Regions from separate parts of the Homo sapiens genome. Here region 2 is linked to region 1. Evidence: read pairs that join two places in POLR2A ChIA-PET (ENCODE). Cell type or tissue: PC-3. All regions are shown on one strand.

The links. Peaks named below come from ENCODE experiments on the same cell type or tissue, not always from the same donor. Only the 100,000 strongest peaks of a DNase experiment are listed, where the experiment ranks them.
Region 2: POLR2A ChIA-PET joins it to region 1 with 19 read pairs; 4 of 35 experiments call an interaction of 5 or more read pairs at or near these places.

The regions. Positions count from the first base shown.
Region 1 is chr1:94,058,571-94,066,570 of GRCh38, forward strand. ABCA4 (ATP binding cassette subfamily A member 4) reads right to left here. Exons shown (of 50, transcript NM_000350.3): 12 at 4,542-4,747; 13 at 4,007-4,183; 14 at 1,967-2,189. Among named protein-coding and RNA genes, the nearest start is that of ABCA4, 59 kb to the right of the region's middle. In PC-3, CTCF peaks have their summits at 3,041 (motif pointing right), 3,245, 4,926 and 5,131; DNase peaks (open chromatin) are centred at 3,061 and 3,671; H3K27ac peaks cover 1,075 bases.
Region 2 is chr1:94,280,630-94,288,629 of GRCh38, forward strand. The region is part of intron 2 of ARHGAP29-AS1 (ARHGAP29 antisense RNA 1); the gene reads left to right. It also overlaps a transcript of ARHGAP29 not described here. Among named protein-coding and RNA genes, the nearest start is that of ARHGAP29-AS1, 37 kb to the left of the region's middle. RefSeq lists an enhancer at 3,956-4,015. In PC-3, no CTCF peak of the experiment used is centred here; DNase peaks (open chromatin) are centred at 102 and 4,882; H3K27ac peaks cover 3,541 bases.

The sequences.
Region 1 (8,000 bases):
AGACTGCTCTGGAACTCCTGACCTGAAGTGATCCACCTGCCTCTGTCTCCCAAAGTATTAGGGTTACAGGCGTGAGCCACCACGCCCAGCCTGAAATCAATTTCTTATCCTTGCTCAAAACAAAGTCCCATAAACTTTTAGGACTTCTAGGACCACAAACTTCTAGGACTTTTCACTGACTTAAGCCAGAGGTGTAATTCACTCTGTGACCCTACAGTTTCACCAGCTGTGGCTTCCTCAGATGGCCACTTTTCTTTTTGTTTCTAATAGCTCGAGTAACAAAGGGACCTTCCCATTGTCCCTGCTTCCAGCTTCTTTCCTGTGTTGTTGAGGTGGGGAGGAAGAGACAAGGGAAAGGTGGGAGAGTCATTCAAAGGAAAACCCTGTTTTGGTATGGAAAGCCCTGTTTCCGTCATCACTGGAACAATGTTCTAGTTCCCACAAAGAGAAACCCTTTTGTGCATGAAACTCCTGGTGAACATTCTTTACCTCACATCGTAAAAGCTTTGAAGACCTAATGGCCCATTCTTAGGAGGGCAGATCTCAATGCTGCTTATCAACAAGCCAGGCAAAATCTCATGGCTGTTGCTAGTCAGATGTTTACACATTTTTACTCCTTTAATTCTGAGGACACAAACATGTTGGTACTGGGAAAAGAAGCAGACTGAGGGATGGGAAAGAACAAGGGAAACCTAGATAAGGACAAGGGGCTCAGCTCCTCCCCTCATCTCTTAGAACTTTGGTGCCCTTTGCAAATGTAAGCCCACATCCAGGTGGGGTCAGGTTGTTTGAGCAGAATGACCTCTACCTTAGCATTTGTCTTGTTAGGACTCTAGCACAGAGCATAACCAAGGCCACAGATCACTGGATCATGGAGCAACATTAAAAAGACAAAACCTTCAGATTTAGTACATTTTACCGTAAGGAGAAAGGGCAAGATTTGGCTTAACTGGAGATGTGTTGTTTGAACAGGATCTGATGGAACATTTGTGGATCAGGTGGGTACCAGATATGGGCCAGCATGGGATGGGAGACACTCAGCCAGTCTGTGGTCACTACACACACTGCCTAGTGTGGTACAGCACTTCCTATCATGATGGGGAAGAAGTAGAACAAGCTCAATCAGTCCATCTCAGGAGCCTGTAAAGCCTGAAGTCTAAAAATTATACCAAATTCCACCCAATAAAATATAAAAAATGACCTAAATTTATATCCTTATCATTTAACAAGTACAAACTATCATCTACGGTGGAGGAGCTAAAAATGAAGGATAGCAGCGCATTGCAAAATAATGTTTCATTTCCAAGTCTAGCTCTCAGAGGAGTTGCAAGTTTGCAGAGGACAGACCAATAGATGCTGCCTGTGGCTATAAAAACTCCTTATCACTGAGGAAGGATGGACTCCAAATTCCATCCTTTAAAAGAGAGAGAGGTGTTGGAGCTTTTTCAGGCAGCAGAATGTTTTTTGGTGAAGCCATGTAGGAGGTGACCATGATGATGATAAGTAAATAATCCAGATCTCCTCCCCTACTGCTACTGAAAAGGCAAAAGGCTTTCCCCATTTCAACTCTAGCCAGTAGTTAAAATTGTAAGCCCAGGAAAACACTCCCTGAACTGATTTTTTCTGTGTTTGGAAAGAGAAGACCACTTTAATTACACTATCACCCTGTGCAGGGCTCTGCTAATAGCAGCTTCTCCAGATGGTCACGGAATGGGACTGGGAAGTCTGTGTGGACCATGGACCCCTGGGCAGGAAGTGGGAGATGGGAGGATGCTGTGATACAGTGGCTCCTTCAGGAGATTTCGTCTCTTTGAGTGTCTCCCACGTTGGCTAAAAGGAAGGGCTGGGAAGCTAGATGTCACGCTCTCCTTGGTGGCCACATGACTAATCCAGGCACATGAACAGGAGGAAAGGGGAAAGGAACCAAAGTATTCAAGATTTTCTGGGCCTTCTCCATTTGGCTTACCATGATGAATATCGTCAGGAGGAAGATGCTCATCGACATGATGGAGAAGCTGTCCAGGAACCAGGTACACCAAATCACTGCATTGGAGACACCCTGATTTTTCAAGGTCTCCTTCAGTCGCAACTCCTTCTCCAAGACGATGCTCTTCACAGTCATGGAGACAGAGTAGATCCATGCCAGCACCATGAAGATAGGGAAACAGCGGTTCAGGATGATCATGAAACTAAAGCAAAAGGAGAGAAGCAGAATAGTAGAGTGCTCTGTACCTGGTAGAGGCAGAATAAATGTTTGTTGAATGAATGTGTTGAGAACAAAGCCCAGATGGAGGGAAAGGAAAACAGGAAAACCTCCCCTGGACATTTAATGGGCTGGAATCTTTTAACACATTCCATGTTAGCCCTGAAGCATTATTTTTTGTTTATAGCAGAGTGCTGGCTTTCTGGTTAGCCCGGGTGAATGCTCTGCAAGTAAAATGTGTCAATAAAATTATATCCTCTATGTCAAAGATCTTCCCTGTAAGGCCTTGCAAGGAAAAAACTGCAGACTTGATGATGTGGATGGGATCTGAGTAGACAGCTACATGCTGACACTGAAACCCAAGAGGGTGGAGGACTGACAAGGGCAAGTGGTGGTGGTAAGAGCAATAACTTGGCTCCCCAAGGGGTCAGCCGCCCCAGCACAGTCTGCCCTGGAAGGTCAAACCCTAGTTACACAAAAAGACACACAAAATAACTAATCAGTTTGGCACTTTCAGAAGGCGAATGATCCATCAATACATCAGTTATCCAACAGCCACTGGACCCACCACCAGCCATGCACAGGTGGAGGAGACCCTGGTATATCCACCTGGCAAACAGGATAGATTTGATACACTGGAACGACTTTCTTGTGAACTTTACACGTTTTCCCTGTGTTTCATGTGCTAGTAAAGCCCTTGGGATTATTATCTATTGAAAACTGTTGTGTGTTGTCACTGAAAGGGCCCAATTCCAGCATGGGAGGGTTTCACTCAAGGTGGCCCTAGGGAGAGAAGCATATGTTCGTAAAGCATGCACTTCTGGGACTAGCCACCAGAGGACTCTCCCATACCAAATGACCCAGCTCCCTATTGCCTCCCCACACCCACCTCACTTCCCCACCAGCCACTCCCGTCCTGATCCTAAAGTGGACCTGGGCTTTCGCCCCTGGCTCCATTTCCCAGCTCTGCCTATTGTCCGAACCCAAACTAACTGCAGACTGGCCACTGTTATCTCAAGTTTTCTGTAGAGCTGAGGCTGGAAAACCCATTGGACAGTTATTAAAAGAGGGTTTCCTGTGTCCACACTGAGTTTTAGGTGAACTCAATTGTAGATCTCTGCTGCTGTTTTGGTAGTGTGTCTGACCCCATCTATAATGACAAATGAGCCTCCCAACCCTCCACCCCGGCCCTTTCTCTACCACCCCCCAAATCCATATTCAGTCAAACAGTAGGCTGCTTGCTTGGCTTATTCCTGGTCAACAGATATACAGGCCTGGGATGGGAGTGTCCAGGGAGGCAGGTCCTGAGCTCATCCAACACATTCCTCTGCCTTGTCATTGAGCATACATCATGGAAATGTTAGTTAGGGAAGGGGCTGCATTATTCCAGGGCTCCCAGGAACCAGACCTACTGGCCATACAGAGTCCAAAATGAATGCTGATGTGGCAATCATTGGGCAAACATTCTGACCAGAACCCTTCCACATACCAAACATACTACATAGTGGGGAATTTGTCCCCTCCCCCAGCCTCACTTTCCTTGCTTTAATTTTCCCCTTCCCTTTTCCAGCTACAACATCAACTCTTTTCCCTTTCCCACCACTGCACTGACTCATCTGTGCCTGCCTGGAGCTTGGGAGAAGCAGGTTCCTCAGTCAGAGCTCCATGCTCTCCAATTTGGCTCTGGTCCCTGGGGCTCTCTCTAAAGACATGGAAGCCTTGAGGGCACCCCCAGCCCACCCCAGCCCACTCCAGCACCCCCATTAGCGTGTCATGGAGGAGGATCGCGAACTTCAGACTCACGAATCGTCCACGAAGCAGGGGTAGGGCATCTGCTGGAGGTAGATTCCAACTGGAGCCTCCGCCTGCACCTGGCTCCTTGTGATCCCCTGTTCAACCATGTCCTGCAGATAGGCAAACCCGCCCCAGATGTACCGGAAATCTTCCACGGGATCAGCTCTGGGACCAGAATCCCAATACCTGAGAAGACACAGAGGGACAAAGGATGGGAACGGGCTTGGATAGCTCACTCACACCTCCCGACCACAGGGTGACTCGGAACTCATTCTCTTAAAATCTTTCTCCTAAACGCTTCAAAAGGATCCAATTCTATTTCCTAGTCCTCAGTTTAAATCTCAGTTTTGAATATTAGCCACAATGTGACTCTGTAATTGCTTTCATTCAAGGACTCTTTGTTGAGCTTTATAAAATATCTTATTTTTTCTTATTTAACTTAATTTTATTGATTTATGAGTCCAGTCTCAATCCCTTTCTCTCTACCAAATGTAATTTCCCACTGACTTTGGAGAAATGCAGCGAGCCCTTCCTGAAACATCACCTGTCTTTAATCTTATTGGTTTTCTCCACCACGTCTATGTCCATTCGGATCTTATACTTCACGTGGGGTGGTAGAGAGCTGGTCCAGGGATACATGTCAGGGAATACCACTCCGGCCCAGAACATGTTTTCCTCCAGTAGAGAGAGGGCACGTTGGGTGAGCTGAGTTTCATCATTGTAGCTTTCAAACTTATCCAGGACCAAGCACTGCAGAGAGTCACAAAGTTGAGAGAGTGTGAGGAGGACCAACTGCAAAGACTCAACTCTACACACAGAAAGTCACAGGATAAGGGCTGCTGTCCCAGGAAATGGTCAAATGCAAGGAGGCCTATAAACTTAATGTTTGCTTAACTCCAGAGTCTGGTGTTAATTTTTCAACGTGTCCAGATGTAGGGGCGCCAGAGAGCTTGGAAGTGCTGACGTGCTCTTATCCCTGCAGAGCTAGTGAGGACCACACTTTCCAGATGTCCAAGGCTGTCCAAATATGCAAGTCTTCAAAATGACAAAAATACTCCAGGCTTTTACTCTCCAGCATGGGGAGGCGAGGGAGTGGGGTCACACTGGCTACAGCCTGCTTTGAAGATCAGAAAGCCTGACGATTAAAGAGCTTTAAAGAGAGAGAGAAACATTCCTAGCCTTGAACCTTTCTGGCTCTCTCCAAACACACAGGATGGCCAGCTGAGGGAAGAGCAAGGAGGAAGAGAGAAAATAACAGACAGCCAAAATAACTTAGTCAGGGAAATCACTTCCAATTACAATTCTGTGACAAGTAATGCTGGGGGAGGAGGAATTTCTATAATATGCCTCTTTTCTTCTCCTGGAAGAGGAAAAAAAAAAACCATTACCCACAAAAGAGCAGAACTAAGAATGTTTGAAAATTTGAATATGATGGTTGTCCTCCTGTATAGATTTGTTAAAGCACTTATATTGCTATTTGCATCTATTTCCTTTTCTTTAACCTCCTGTTCCTATCATTGTGAGGGCTATTGGTGTCGACATTTCTTTCTTAGCATGTAACTCACAAGAAGTCAGATGGTCTTGTCTTGATTAAGTTGTTCCCTGAATGCATACTGAGAATCTGCAATGTGCCAGAGCCTGGTCGACTCTAGGAATACAAGAAGGAAAGATAAACATCTCTTCCTGAAAGAAAGTTGAGAGCTAATGAGGGAGAGGATTGGAGCAAACCAACAACCATAATGTGGAAGGATCAGGTTCTAATGAAAGCAAGCCCAGTGTATTGGGGAAGCCCAGCGGAGGGACGCAGCTAAGTCTTCCTGGAGGGATCAGGGAAGGCTGCCTGGAGGAAGAGCCTCCTGAGTAGGAGGATAAGCAGGAATTAGCCGAGGAGAGGAAAGTGGGGGAAAGGTCAGCTCAGGCACAGGGAACAGCACATGAGGTATCTGGGGACCTACAAGAATAGATCAGTGGTTCCCATCTGTGGCTGTGCTTTAGAACCACTGCGGAGCTTTAAAAGATACCTATGCCAGGCCCTACCCCAAGCAATTAAATCAGAATCTCTAGTGGCAGGGCCAGGGCATCCATATCTTGTAAAAAACTCCCTAGGTAATTGCAAGGCACAGAAGGGAGTGTAGGGTGAAGGGAGGTGAGTGTGACAGCAGCACTAGAAAGGAGGGTGGGACCGGACGGTTTGCCCTGCGGGACTCAGTAGTATGAACGACCAATGCAGGGCTTCCCCGGACACGTGCTTTCAGTGCTAAGACCAGGGGAGTTCTGGGCAGGCCTTAAACAGCCACAGAAGCTAATGTAGGGTTTTGAGCTGGGATATCACCTATGGGATCAGACTATGATCACTGGTAGTGGAGAGGGGGGAAAGCAAGCAGGAAGACTGGGTTATTGATGTACTGCAGGCTTTAAGGAACAGATTCATCCCCACAAACTATCTGTGAGTTACCTGGAATCCTCATTTTACTGAAGAGGAAACTGAGCTTTATAAAGTATCTTATTTTTTTGAGGAGACCTGCCTGAGGTCACCCAGAGAGACAGTGGCAGAGCTGGGACTCCCTCCCCAATTTCACCTTCAGGCCTAGAGTTCTTCCTGCCACACCAGGAACCGTGGGAAAGGCTGGATCCACAGCCTGGCGCTCAGGGCCCTCACTACTATCTTGTCAAGTAGGTGGATCAGCAATTACTACTTATCCTCACTTGGCAGCCCCGGAACTTAGGTTCAACGAGTCTGAGTGACTCCCCCAGAGGCGTGGTAGAGTAGGTATCAAACCCCAGGTCATTTGATTCCACAACTACTACCCGAGAAATAAAGAAACGAGAAAGGCAGACAGGGCGTAAGGACCTGACCACAGAACCAAGCTCCACTGCACTGGGAAGAAGTAGGCAATCCCAATTCATTCGCCGAAACCTCTCACTCCCGAGTCCCACCTGCGCCTCAGAGTATGCACCGGAAGCCTCTGGCGATTCAGAGGCTGTGTTTGAACAAGGGGCTGCACACCCAACACTTCTTGGGCCTCCTGAACTAAACTGTCCCACCTCAGCCTCCATGCCCTGGGGGCAGGTCCCATGTAATGTTCTCAGTCTTCTAGATAAAAAGGAAGAAAACTATTAGTGTTCCAGCTGATATGGGCAGAGGAACACAGGTACATGAAAAATTCTAAAGGGCCCAGGCTTAAGTGACACCACGCTGATGAGATATTAATAATGATCTTAAAATGATATGGAATTGGTATTTCTTTGGGCCCAGGCTTCAGTGACACCATGCTAATGAGATATTAATAATTATGTTAAAAGGAAATGGAATTGGTATTTCTTTAAGAAATACCAGTATGTGTAGTCACCCACCATAGAGCTAAGGGAAATGGAGAATTTTCTTTAGGCAGTGATTCTCTCACAAACAGGCATTGCCTAGCCTAACATTGACCAGTCCTTAAATGAGATGTAGGACTTAAACAGGTCACACACCAAAAGTTGTCAATAAATGTTTGTTTCTTCTGGACAGAAATAATGCAAGGTTTGCTATTGGATAAATAGTTTGGGTCTGTTGAGGGTGGGGGTAGGTGGCATCTAATATGTAGACTGTTAGCACAGTCCCTGACCATGGGCCTGACACCCAGTGTTTGTCAGTACTTAACCCACCCAACCATGCTGCTTGAGGACAAAGGATTGACAGTGTGATGCTTGGGCCAGGGGGCTTCTGAACTGAACTGCTAGAATACATTTTTAAAATATGCATTTAAATTTGCTTTAGGGAGACCTCAATGTTGTACAAAGATAAGTAGTCAAATAATCTTTTTTTATTGGTTTGTCAAGTTTAGAACTGCATATAGAGAATTTTAGTATTGGCAATTAGAGTGAATCTGAAATTTAATTCCTAAAACGAAAAACAAAATTATTTGGGGAGATGAAAGTCTTTGCTCTTCATGTTGTGACACACACATAGAATGTTCTACCAGTTCACTCAGTCATGGGGCATTTGGACAGAGCCCTAGAG
Region 2 (8,000 bases), 220 kb after region 1:
ATAATTTATTGAATGAATAAATGAAATGCATGGCTGTATAAATGAATACATGGATGAGAGCCAAACTGTAGCAAAGGGCAGGAACGGTGAGTGAACAAGGGAAATTTGATGTCTGATGTGTAATAGCTGGCTGTGGTCAGGATTTATGGTGGAATGGCCAGAGCTTATCCTGGTTCTTTTCTGCAAATTACAACTCAATTCTCAAACTATTACATGGTCCACATAACTAAGAGGATAGGATGGAGTTGTCAAATGACCTCACAAATGGAAAAATGGTGGGATAAGCAGAGAAGACTGACATCCTCCCTTCCATTCTCCTGTGCCATCTCTGCCATCAATCCTGAATTTCTAGGGGTCACTTCCCAATGATGAATATCACTTCCAGTGACACAGAAACATTTCAATCCTTTCAAGAGCTAATTATATCTCCATAAGTGACAACTGTGTTCTGTTATGATTATTAGATATAGAAATGGTCATAATGTTGCTCTTTGAGACACAAAAAACAGTGGAATATTTGCATCTTAAGGTATATTGGTGTATACATGCATCTTAGTATCACACACTCCTATAGACACATACATGTATTCACACATATGCATTTGTAAAACATTCACATTGATACATGTATACACACATTTAAACTCCCTTTCTAAAAGAAAGATTCATAATTTTCTAAGATTACACTAAGTCTCTGTGTTTGCCAAACATGACAGCATGATAGGGAGGGAATTAAGGCCCTTGTGCTATCATATCTCGCTGGGCAAGCACAAGGCAGGAGGTGTGCTAGAGGCTGCTCTTGCTGGGAACAGCCCAGCACGTAAAGTTAACCTTGAGATCAACACCGTCAGTGAGATGAGTTACAGGACTTCATGGCAGAGCATCACAGAAACTCAGGAACATATCAAAGCATTCGTCACTCTGGTGGCAGGAAATAAGATGAAAGAATTTAGAGAATTGCAATCACACATAATAGCGTTATCACTGGTGACTAGAATTTGAATTATGTGCACATAGACTTCTCCCCCAGTAGGTACTGCTCACAAGCACTTAAGGAAAAGGGGGTTCTGGATAAAATCAATTAGAGACCAGTTACATGAAGTTGGGCAAATGCTATAGAGTATAAACAGTAGGACAGAGTGCAGCCAGGGTGGGTGAAATTCAATTGTGAGTAATAAGTGCAGTTTTGGCAGCATTGCTGGGGAATATTTTTTTCCCTTGGGGATGTGAGAGCTTAATACTGTCATTATGATGGACATGCAATCACTGAGACTCCTGCATGGGACATTCTTTGTTTGCACTCCTCAGTATCTACCACGGCATGCTGTAGGTGTGAGGGGAACTGTATAGGTTGAGCCCTTTTACCAAGGGCAGAGATCAAGGCAGCCACAGCTGGAAATTCTCTCCATATTCCTTGAAGTTGGCAGACAATCAGAATCACCATAAAAAATCTATGTTTAAAAAATCTATGTTTTTTAAAAACATGGATTCCTGGGCCCTATCACCCAGAATCTGATCTTGTAAGTCTGGACTGGAGCCCACAACCTTGTCTTTTTTAAAAAAAAAGTTCCATGGTGGTTCTGTAATCCAATAGGCTTGGGGACCACTGGTTTCAAGTGATAGTGCTTTATTTATTTATTTATTTATTTATTTATTTATTTATTTATTTATTTTTGAGACGAAGTCTCCCTCTGTCACCCAGGCCAGAGTGCAGTGGTGCAATCTGGCTTACTGCAGCCTTGACCTCCTGGACTCAAGTGATCCTCCCACCTCAGTCTCCCAGGCAGCTAGGACTAAAGGCGCATGTCACCAAGCCCAGTTAATTTTTGTATTTTTTGTAGAGAGAAGGTTTTGCCATGTTGCCCAACCCTCCTGGCCTCAAGCGATCCTCCCATCTAGGCCTCCGAAAGTGCTGGGATTACAGGCATGAGCCACATTACAGGCATGACCACACGTGGTCAAAGTGTATTTTTGCCAATGAGTAGTAAAAATGGAAGAGAAGTAAAAAAGGAGGGAATGAGATTTGAGAGCCCCATAGTATCTGTCAGGGCCTCTAACCCTCTTCTCTTCTGCCTAGAGGTCCATGGCCCTGAGGTTTTCTTCTGGATGATGAGAGGGGAAGCCTGGCAGCTTAGAGAGCTATGGACTGCTTCATACTGCAGAAGAAGAACCAAGAATGGGCCATGCTTAAGCTGATTAAGATGATTCCCTTCTCTATGTGGTTTGTCTCCAGGCAAAAATAAGGACTTTAGATCTGAGTGAATCTAAATAACTCAAGTCTAGTTCAAATTAGTGTTTCTCCCTCTGTGAGTAAGGAAGGATGTCTTTCCCTCCTATCCCTCCTACTCTCTCTTGAGAGTCTTGGCCCTAGTATTTAGAGCTTTATAGATAAATACCAAGTTATAAAGTTTAGCAAAGACACAGACCAACAGTCAGCAACATTTTTTTAACCTTAAGGAAAAAAAATACATAAAACCATTATTCTAAACTGCCAACGCCAACTCTGTAAGATTTTTTATTGAGTATATTTTAATGAGATTATAAACAGGGAGGCTCTCTGTTTTTGTAGCAAGTAACCAGCCATTAGTTTGAACGGCCACCTGGGTACCATTGCTTTCTATCTTCTAAACACTGTGCCATCATTAAGGATATTCTGCACAAGATGACATTGCTGAGGGGTAACCTGGTTACCATGCACACATGGCTCACAGGGCTGCTGAGTGGTTTAGAGAAGTCTTGGAAGGTGCTACCCTTGTGACTCCCAAGCACCACTCCTGTCCCTGACTTCAAATGAGGTATATAATAGATTTCAAAGACTTATTTTAAAATGCCCCCAGTTCAATAATTATTTTTTAAAAAATCATATTTGATAACTCAAATGGTTACCAAATATTTAAAAGAACTAGAATCGATTACCTCATGGAAAGAATGTTCAACTCTGCATATAGAATTTCTTTTAGTCATTCTAGGGAGAGTGATGAAAAAGCAGTAAATTATTATTGCACTCAGTTTTTAGTGGATGAATCTGGAAGCAATATTACCAGGATCAGTGTAACTCTGTATGTTAAGTCATACCATCATGCTCTTTGCTGTTGCATAATTTAGCAGAAAATGGTATGAAGTTTAACAAACAAACAAGGTGCATTTAAAAATAAATATTGCTAAAATGTAGCTATAAACTTAGAAAATCAGTGGATACTATCAAATGATAGCATAAAGTCCCAATCCCATTTCCAAACATCTTTATCGGTACCCAGAGATTTTCTGGATGGGGAATAGAGCTAGTTTCTAGTGATGCAATTAAGTGTGAAAAATGGTCTTGTACTCAGTTGCTTACTTGTTTGAAAAACAGATCTTGAACATGAAAAAAATGAACAATAAATCACAGAATTTTCACCCAATCTATTTCTTCTTAGGTTATGTTGATTCTGGCAAAAAGTTGAAAGGCAGAAATGGGAAAAAAAAAAAAAAACCATCAAGCCAGGGCTGGAAACACAATTCAGACAGTTTAAGTGGGTTTTCAGAGAAAAAATTCAAAGGAAGGGAGAACTAATTTACTTTACTGTTAAGTGTTTAGAGAGCTTTACTTATAGTAATTTCTTATGCTGAGTATCAGAGTTTTTAAACTTTTAAATAGAATTTAAATTGAAATAGCTACAATTTCCTGACAGATTACAATGTGCCAAACACTTTACATACCTTATTTTGCATCCTTACCTCAGTCTTCATTGCAGAGATTATTGTTATAATTTTACAAATGATAAAATGGGGACTTGAACAGGTTAGATCACATAGTGTAGTAGATTATATTACTGTTCACCCTATTTGCCCCTCTTTGTGTGAATCCAGGCATGGTCATAGCACTGACTTTGGCCAATGAAATGTGAGCAGAAATGATGTGTGTTACTTCTGGACAGAAGTTTTAAGAGCCAATGCATGGTTGGCTATGCCTTCTGTCTGCTGTGAAATCAGCAATGTTCCAGATGGAGGCAACTTGGGTCCTGGAGTGAATACTGTGTGGAGTAAAGCCGCATTCAGCCCATGACAGACATAAAGCATGAAAGAGAAACAAAACTAGGATGTGGTAAGCCACTGATACTCCGAGATTGTTTGTTTCTATAACAAAATCTAGCCAATCCTGTCTAGTACACACAGTTTAAGTGACAAAACCTAAGTTTCTTTGATTTCTAAGCCTTGGGCACAGAAGAAAGATAGTGGCATAGAGTAGGCACTCCATAAACATATGTTGAAGGAAGGAATGTATGGTGGTTGCCCAGCATTGAACACAATACTTCAGATGTGATCCGATCCACATAAGAGTTATTAGGAGTACAAACACTCTTTTTACACTGAACATCTGTTAATGAAGGCTTAGAGTGCATTAGCTTTTTTGTCAACTGTACTTATTTCTTTAACAAAAAAATTATTGTCTACCTAACATGTACAAGGCACAGAGTGAGGTGTCATGGCTGATACAAAAACAAAACATAAAAATGATTGTCTTCCAGCTGTTCATAATTTCATGAGTGAGAGTCGCACATTCACAACCAGCTGTGTCACAAGGCAATGAATAGAGTTGGACAGTGTGTTTTGTTGACTGTAGATTGAGTATGGAACGAGGCAGTCATGAGTTTCAGTCATTCATTCCACAAAAACACATTGAGCATCAACAATGAGTTGAGTGCTATGTTCACTCCTGCAGATACAGGTTAAAAAAAAAAAATACAGTCCCGGTCTCAAAGGTCTCACAAGCTAGTGTGAGAGACAGATTAGTTAATAGGGAATTATAATAGAGCATGATAAGAGCTGTAATAAAGTTAAGCTCAGGAAGCTATGGATATAAGGAGGAAGAATATCAGCCTGGAAGGGTCAATGAAGGCATTCTGGAGGAAGTGAGTCATAAATTGATTCCTAAAAGATGAATGAGTGTTTGCACATGAAGAAGGAGAGGGAATGTACTGGTGTAGAGAAAAAGAAGTACATTCGCCTGTAATCCCAGCATTTTGGGAGGCCAAAGTGGGTGGATCATGAGGTCAGGAGATGGAGACCATCCTGGCCAACATGGTGAAACCCAGTCTCTACTAAAAATACAAAAATTAGCTAGGCATGGTGGCATGTGCCTGTAATCCCAGCTACTTGGGAGGCTAAGGCAGGAGAATCACTTGAACCCGGGAGGCGGAGGTTGCAGTGAGCCAAGATTGCGCCACTATACTCCAGCCTGATGACAGAGCAAGACTCTGTCTCAAAAAAAAAAAAAAAAAGAAAAAAAAAAAGAACTACATTCAAGCCCCAGTGAGCAGTTGGTGGAAAGGCAAGCACACAGAGACAAAATATTTTGAAAGAACATGACTTGTTCTAGGAGACAGCAAGTAATACACTGTCTTAGTCAGCGTGGGCTTCCCTAATAAAATATTATGTACTGAGTAGCTTAGAACAGAAATTTACTTCTTCACAGTTATGAGGGCTGGAAGTCTTACATTAGAGTGCCAGCATGGTCAGGGTCTGTTGAGGGTTCTCTTCCTGGCTTGCAGATGGCTGCCTTCTTGCTGTGTCCTCACATGGCAGAGAAAGATTTCTTCCTCTTTTTATAAGGCCACCAACACTATCAGCCCCACTCTTATTACCTCATTTAACTATAATTATGGCCTAAAAATACAGTCACATTAGGGGTTTAGGGCTTCAACATATGAATTTGGGAAAGGCAAAAATATTCAACCCATAACATATACTATGGATTGAAAATAAGAAAAAATTTAGTCTGAGCATGGTGGCTCATGCCTATAATCCCAGCATTTTGGGAGGCCAAGGCAGGAGGATCACTTGAGACCAGGAGTTCAAGACCAGCCTGGGCAACATGGTAAAACCCTATCTCTACAAAAAATACAAAAATTAGCCAGGCGTGGTGATGCACAACTGTAGTCCCAGCTACTCGAGAGGCTGAAGTGGGAGGATCACCTGAGACTGGAAGGTTGAAGCTGCAGTGAGTTGAGATTATGGCACTGCACTCCAGCCTGGGTGACAGAGTGAGACCCTGTCTCAAAAATAAATAAATTTTAAAAGTGAGGTCAGAAGAAACAGAGAGGATGAATAGATTTCAGAAAAATTAAGAAGGAAATAGAATAAACAAGGTCTTTGGTGATCAAATGACTTGGTATGTTAGAAGTCAAAGATGATCTCAGAAAGTTGGGTACCAGTGACTGGGAAAGTGGAATATGGTATGGTAAATGTGGAAAAACTCAAACTGCATTTTCCTCTGCTCTCACACAACAATCACAATCACTGGGTGTCCTCCAATTCAATTCCAACACTATCAACCTGGAGATAGCATTACGACACTATCAACCTGGAGGTAGCATTAGATCCCACAGGTTAAGGGCTCAGTCCCCAGTACATCCTGCCACACCCACCAGACAACAGTCACAAGTCCAGGGCTCTGGAACTTCTGATTGACTGGCTCAAGTTGAGGTTTCCACTACCCTCTTTGAGTTTGATTAATTTGCTGGAGTGGCTCCCAGAACTCAAGTAAACACTTTCGTTTACTGGTTTATTATAAAGGATATTACAAAGAATACTGATATGGTTTGGCTCTGTGGCCCCACCCAAATCTCATCTGGAATTGTAATCCCCACATATTGAGGGAGGGAGATGATTGGATTATGGGGGCGGTTTCCCCCATTGTGTTCTCATGATAGTGAGTAACTTCTCAGAGATCTGATGGTTTTATAAGGCAGTTTTCCCTGCTCTTGCTAGCTCTGTCTTTCCTGCTATGAAGAAGTTCTTTGCTTCCCCTTTCCCTTCCACCATGATTGTAAGTTTCCTGAGGCCTCCTCAGCCATCTGGAACTGTGAGTCAATTAAACCTCTTTTACTATTATTATTATTATTATTATTATACTTTAAGTTCTAGGATACATGTGCACAACTTGCAGGTTTGTTACATAGGTATACATGTGCAATGTTGGTTTGCTGCACCCATTAACTCGTCATTTACATTAGGTATTTCTCCTAATGCTATCCCCCCCAGCTCCCCACCCCACAACAGGCCCTGGTGTGTGATGTTCCCCACCCTGTGTCCATGTGTTCTCATTGTTCAACTCCCACTTATGCGTGAGAACATGCGATGTTTGGTTTTCTGTCCTTGTGATAGTTTGCTGAGAATGATGGTTCTCAGCTTCATCCATGTCCCTGCAAAGGACATGAACTCATCCTTTTTTTATGGCTGCATAGTATTCCATGGTGTATATTTGCCACATTTTCTTTATCCAGTCTATTATTGATGGACATTTGGGTTGGGTCCAAGTCTCTGCTATTGTGAATAGTCCCGCAATAAACATGCGTGTACATGTGCCTTTATAGTAGCAAGATTTATAATCCTTTGGGTATATACCCAGTAATGGGATTGCTGGGTCAAATAGTGTTTCTGGTTCTAGATCCTTGATCCACACGGTCTTCCACAATGGTTGAACTAATTTACACTCCCACCAACAGTGTAAAAGCATTTCTATTTCTCCACATCCTCTCTCGCATCTGTTGTTTCCTGACGTTTTAATGATCGCATTTCTAACTGGTGTGAGATAGTATCTCATTGTGGTTTTGATTTGCATTTCTCTGATGACCAGTGATGATGAGCATTTTTTCATATGTATGTTGGCTGCATAAATGTGTTTTTTTGAGAAGTGTCTGTTCGTATCCTTTGCCCACTTTTTGATGGGGTTGTTTGTTTTTTTCTTGTAAATTTGTCTAAGTTCTTTGTAGATTCTGGATATTAGCCCTTTGTCAGATGGGTAGATTGCAAAAATTTTCTCCCATTCTGTAGGTTGCCTGTCCACTCTGATGATAGTTTCTTTTGCAGTGCAGAAGCTCTTTAGTTTAATTAGATCCCATTTGTCAATTTTGGCTTTTGTTGCCATTGCTTTTGGTGTTTTAGTCATGAAGTCTTTGCCCATGCTTATGTCCTGAATGATATTGCCCAGGTTTCCTTCTAGGGTTTTTATGGTTTTA